Regions from separate parts of the Mus musculus genome. Here region 1 is linked to region 2. The links are chromatin contacts, found by POLR2A ChIA-PET in ENCODE. All regions are on one chromosome and are shown on one strand. Each heading gives the region's core, a stretch centred on a gene start or an enhancer-like site at or near the end of the contact. The rest is flanking DNA. Distances are from core to core; before and after follow the strand shown.

Evidence for each region. ChIA-PET counts read pairs that join two places held with the same protein, here RNA polymerase II (POLR2A).
Region 1: POLR2A ChIA-PET joins it to region 2 with 16 read pairs in embryonic stem cell. The contact joins the promoter of Tnfsf13os here to the promoter of Fxr2 in region 2. POLR2A ChIA-PET finds 5 or more read pairs at or near these places in 4 of 5 experiments (Patski and embryonic stem cell).

What each region holds. Positions count from the first base shown.
Region 1 is chr11:69,680,506-69,683,322 of GRCm38, forward strand. It overlaps Tnfsf13os (tumor necrosis factor (ligand) superfamily, member 13, opposite strand), which reads left to right and starts at 1,527. Exons shown (of 3, transcript NR_166809.1): 1 at 1,527-1,642. It overlaps Senp3 (SUMO/sentrin specific peptidase 3), which reads right to left and starts at 1,465. Exons shown (of 11, transcript NM_030702.4): 1 at 1,158-1,465; 2 at 1-345. The coding sequence starts at 334. It overlaps Tnfsfm13 (tumor necrosis factor (ligand) superfamily, membrane-bound member 13), which reads right to left. Exons shown (of 13, transcript NM_001159503.2): 13 at 2,072-2,817. The coding sequence ends at 2,730. Tnfsf13 (tumor necrosis factor (ligand) superfamily, member 13) reads right to left here. Exons shown (of 6, transcript NM_023517.2): 6 at 2,072-2,817. The coding sequence ends at 2,730.
Region 2 is chr11:69,631,527-69,634,374 of GRCm38, forward strand. It overlaps Fxr2 (fragile X mental retardation, autosomal homolog 2), which reads left to right and starts at 1,445. Exons shown (of 17, transcript NM_011814.2): 1 at 1,445-1,872. The coding sequence starts at 1,792.

The DNA.
Region 1 (2,817 bases), core at 277-2,776, 49 kb after region 2:
GAGAGGGTCGGAGAGCTCGAGAGCGCTGGGAGGCCCCCAGTTGGCCCCACCTAGGGGGTAGCCTCCAAGCTGCTACTTCCTCCTCATCTTCCTCCTCTTCCTCTTCCTCTTCTTCACTAGCTGAGGCATCAAAAGATGGCCGGGGGGCAGGGAGGCGTCTAGTTGGCACTGTGGTCCCAGACCCAGGATCTGGCCCAAAACCACCACCGGACTTGAGCCGGGGCTTAGGGGGTAGGGGCCAACGAAGACGCTCTCGCCTGGGATTTGAGTAAGTGGTGCCGGGTCCCGGAGGCTCAGGCCCCCAAGACCCGGTCCCCTGTATAGTCTCTTTCATCTTTCAGTACCCTGTAAAACAAAAGTTTGATTATCCAACTGAGGACACCCTACTCCTTTCTCCAAGATCGGAACTGTTCTTCAGCATTGTCCCTCTAATCTCAGATACAGCTAAAGACAAATCTAAAAACTCATAACTTCAGCTCTTCCCAGCCAACCTCGTCCAGAAGGAACTGACTCTGCCATCATTTCGTCCCTTGTCCAGGTAGAGAAGACAAAAGAAAATGACTGACTGGTAGGCCTTAGATATTTTATTTTTAAGCTCTTTGGGTGAAACCCAGTATTTCCAGGCTCAGCTTTAATGCTACTATGGATGTCCTTGGGACAAGTCTGAAGGCTGTTTTGCTAAGAGAGATGGCTCAGCACAGGAACCCAGACACAGGTACCTGGGAAGACAACTTTCACCAGGAAAACTTTGGTCCCCTGTGGGAAGTTCCCTTTCGCCCTGGAATGATATGGGGGTAGGGGGGGAACACACACGTCTCAGGTATGGGGGAGGGTGGTGCGAGGGCAATGGCTCAGGAAATGGAGTGATGAGAGGAAACGTTGAAGAAAACTGCAAGCGAACCGAATCGGTGCTTAGCGACCGAATTAAGGAGATGGGACAGAACGGAGCCGTGGGGGCCAGGCAGACCGGCCCCTCTCCAGTCTTCTCCCAGGAGACCTGATCGCTTCCCGGCCCCAGTATAGTTTGAAAGCTCGGGCGACTCGGCACACAACAGTCTTAAGTCCTTTAAAGGGCTTCCTGGGCCCAGTTAGGTGCGAGCGAAGACCAGAAATGGAAGAGGCCACAAGGGCGGGGGGAGGGGAAGGGGCGTCCTCACCAGGAGCGGGGAAGCCGGGCACACGGGCCCCAAGGCGGCTGTCTCCGACTTAGGCTTTCCGGCTCATCTTTCGGACGGCGGCGACCCCGCCACTCCTGCTATCCTCAGGCGGAGCCGTCTCAATTCACGAAGCCAATGCTCGTGCCGCCCCACTGCGGCCGCCTCTAGCGCGGCTCTAGCCTCCACCTCCACCTCCACCTCCAGCACCGCCGCCACCCCTCCTCCTCCTTCCCCTCCCGCGAGCCCCAGGCCCACCGCCGATGGCGGCGCGCAATTAGTGCGTCACACCCGGCGAGCAGCGCCGGCTCGTGCTCAGTCCCGCCTACCTCAGCGCGTCTAGGCCACCGGACGGTCCCGCCCTCGAGCTCTACGCGGAGCCGAGCCTGCGCACAGTCGCCTGGCTTGCCGCGTGTGGCAGTCCCACGGCTCGCTCTTTTACGCCTGCGTGTCGCGCCTAGCCTCACGCTCTACGTCGCAGCCACACGGTACTCCCTGCTCTTCCGTGGCCTGAGCTTTGGGTGATCTAGTGGGCTTCCCAGTGCATGGCCAGAATGTCAGGGGCCCCGCAAGGATTGGACCAAAGCTAGGCGCTTAGGAAAACGGAGGCCGAACATTGGGTTTTGAGGGCTTTGTTTTTAAAAACAAACAAACAAACAAAAAACAGCTGGGCGTGGTGGCGCACGCCTTTAGTCCCAGCACTTGGGAGGCAGAGGCAGGCGGATTTCTGAGTTCGAGGCCAGCCTGGTCTACAGAGTGAGTTCCAGGACAGCCAAGGCTACACAGAGAAACCCTGTCTCAAAAAACGAAAAAAGAAAAAAAAACAAAAACTTTAAGCAGGGCGTGATTAAATAGTGAGACACGACCGGTGTGCCAGGGCGTCCAGTACATACAAACTTCCCGGATACCAGTCTGATCGTGGAGAGCCTTTCGTTTATTTGTTTGTTAGTTTGTTTGAGACAGGGTCTCACCATTGTAACCCCTGGGTGGCCTGGAACTCACTATTTAGACCAAGTTGGCCTCGAACTCATCGAGATCTGCCTCCCGAGTACTGTGATTTAAGGCGTAAAGCTCAGTGCCCAGCTCGGAAGTGTATAGGAGAATGGGGAGGATGAATGGCATGCATATCGAGGCACCTAACATATATCTTTTTCTAGATAGTAACAAGAATTTGGACGCAATAGGTGAAATACTGAAAGCCGGGCTTCTTGTTAATTGAAGCAGAGGGTACTTGAAGAGTTGGATAAGGTTTTCCCTAGCAGAGACCATAGTCTTTCCTCAACCTGCCGCTAGATGGTGCTGCTGTTCTGGATGCATTCCAGTGGACAAGGCTTGGCACAGTGCGCAAAACCCCCTTCGCACACACAACAAAAGAATTTGGGGCTGTGTGGGAGATAAACACAAAATATTCTACTTTTTTAATATCCATGGAGTCAAAGCCCAGATAGTGGGAGCGGGAAAGGCAAAGGGAGGAACAACAGTCAAGGCAAAGCCATGGAGAGCTGTTCTTGACCGTTCCTTGTCCTTTGTCTAGCCAGTTTTTGGAATGGGAAATCCCCACCCCCTTTATAACAATCATAGTTTCACAAACCCCAGGAATGTTCCATGCGGAGAAAGGCTAAGTTTTGCGTTTGCCCGTGGAATTTTGACAGTGATAATATCC
Region 2 (2,848 bases), core at 195-2,694:
CACAGAGCTCTGGTTCATCCCACTGTGGATTTGATAATCTCCCAGAGACACGTGGTCCTTCAAACTCCTGTACCATTGGGCCGCTATCAAGTTCTTCAAGTTTCTGATGGTGTCATCTGTGTTGCATTTAACCCTGACTTCCTTTCCAAGAAGGTTGTTGTTAGCAGCCTCAATCATTGTGGTGGCAGCTTAAATCTTGACGACACAACCTGTAGTTTGAACACTGATCCTATTTTATTTTGTTAAGTATTTATTTAATGTATATGAGTACACTATTGCTGTTTTCAAATACACCAGAATAGGGTACCAGTTCCCATTATAGATGATTGTGAGCCACCATGGGGTTGCTGGGAATTTAACTCAATACCTCTGGAAGAGTAGTCAGTGCTCTTAACCACTGAGCCATCTCTCCACCTCACACCCCTTATTTTTACAAAAAAAAAAAAAAAATCTGTTATACGTGTGGGTGACCACGAGTGATGTTATATGTATGATGTTCAGGAGACAACTTGCAGGAGGATATCTCCTTCCATTTTGTGGTCTAGGAATACAATTCCCGTTAAGCTTCGTATTCGAGCCATCTCTCTCTCTCTCTTTTGTTACTCCATGACAGTTTTTCCTGTATTGAATCCCCTCAGAATTTATGCATCAAGTTATGTGGCATTTTGTTTTTCATACGGCACTAAATTTACTAGAATACTAGTCAACTTAGGGCAAGCATGGTAATGACATGGCTGTAATTTTTGCACTTGGGAGGTGGAGGTTGGAGGACCTATTCAAGGTCATTCCCCCACTACCTAGTTAGTTCATGGTCAGCCTAGGACACAAGAGACCCTGTCTCACAAAACTTAAAAAAAAAAAAAAAAAAAAAAAAAAAAAAAGTCTACTTAAGCCAACAACAGTGACTCTTGATTCTCCTATGGATGCAGAGAGTCAACACATGCGCATGGACACCAAAGCCCAGCGCCTGCGCACTGGGCAGTTTTTGCCTTTTGGTTCCCCCCCCCCCCCCCTTTTTGGAGTGTGCGCACCAAGAAAGACAAAGGTGGTGAAAGTGACCAAGCAGTCATTCGGGCGCATGCCCATCCCTAAATTGCCCAGGCTCCATGGGGCTCACTTTGTGGAGGCGGAAGTCCAATCCGATGCAGCGAGCGCGGCCCCCCTCTCCCTTTGATTGGTTTGCTTCCAGTGTTGTGGGGCGGGGAAAGGAAGGGACAGGGACAGTGGAAGGTTGGAGTGGTACAGAGAGCGTTCGCCTCGTTCTGCGCAAGCGCAGAGAGGCGACCAGGAGGGGGCGTGAGAGAGTGCAAGAGAATGTGGAAGCCCTGACGCGCTGGCGAGCGGGAGCTGGGTCGCTAGCCTAGACGCCTGCGCCTTGGCCCTCCGGCTCCGCGCGCGGCGGGCGGGTGCCCTGTGCGCCTGCGCAGTAGGCGGCGGCAGCAGGGGGAGGTGGAGGCCGTGGAGCGGCAGCGGCGGGTCCCGGGACCGAGGCAGCAGCGGGGGCGCCGGCGGGCGGAAGCTGAGGTGACGAAGGCGGCGGCGGCGGCGGCGGCCGTTTCCCTCACGGTGGCGGAGACCAAGGCAGCGGCGGCGGCGGCGGACGGGGAGCGGCCCGGCCCCGGCCCCCTGCTCGTCGGCTGTAGCAGGGCCGCCGTGGGGCCGGCCCGGCTCCCGCCCCCCGCGGCTCCCCCTCCGGCTCCTCCTCCAGGGAGACGCCGGGGACCCGGCCCGGCCCGCACTCAGGGCTCTGTTTCAGCTGCTGCCGGGCCAGTCGGAGGTGGTGGCGGCGCCATGGGCGGCCTGGCCTCTGGGGGGGATGTGGAGCCGGGACTGCCCGTCGAGGTGCGGGGCTCCAACGGGGCCTTCTACAAGGTGAGACGGCGCGTCGACCCGGGCCACCCTCCTTAGCCCCCTCCCCCAGCCGAGGCAGGGAAGAGTGGAGCGGGATCGAGTTTCTGGAGCTTGGTCTTGACCCTTAGAACCTTCGACCCACGTTCCCACTCGAAACCCTCCCGTGGCGATCGTGGGAGTTAACCCTCGTGCTTTTATTTTGAGCTCGCTGTTACACCTGCTTTTATCAGCTGAAAACATGGCCATCAGGTCATTCCTGTGCGGGGATGGGAGCCCCGGGTCCCTTTGGAGAAAGCCCTTTTCCTAGCTTCTAATCGACTTTTCTTGTTTTTTTTTTTTTTTTTTTTTTTTTTTTTTTTTTTTTTTTTTAGTGTAGGCGATACTTCAGCTTTTAATCACATCACCCCTGCAGCCCAAGCACATGGAGGATTCGCATTCTTTTCCTACATGACCCCCTTGGGAAGGTCCACTGTCCCACATTAGGTCTTCAGGGAGCCTTCTGCCTACTGGCTCTAGACCATTTGCTCAACTTTTGGTCTTAAATTCCTGTTCCCAGGCTGACAAGAAATGGTCAAAACCCATCTGTGTTATTTAGCATTAGCATCTTTGGCCTCAGGTTTTTATCAGCCAGCCATAAAGTGGATTTGTTGGACAAGTTTGTCACCCACCACACCTATATTCCAAAATCACCTATGAGGGATGGATTCACGCTTATCTCTTTGACTCTAGATATATTTAGGTCATTCCTCTATCTTCTTGGTAAGTTTAAGCTTCACTGTCTCTCAAAGGCCATCTCAACAAGTTCTTATTCTAACAGATTTCTGCTTGTTGACAATCCTTCTGGAAAGAAAAAAAGTATCTTTCAGAATTGCTTCTTTAATCAGCTTTTTCTTTGCCTAAGATTTGATTCCTGTGAACTTTTTTAAGGGGTGTGGTTGGGACAAGATCCCCTCCCTGGCTGCACTTGAACTCTTCCTCAGCCTAGGATTACAGCTCT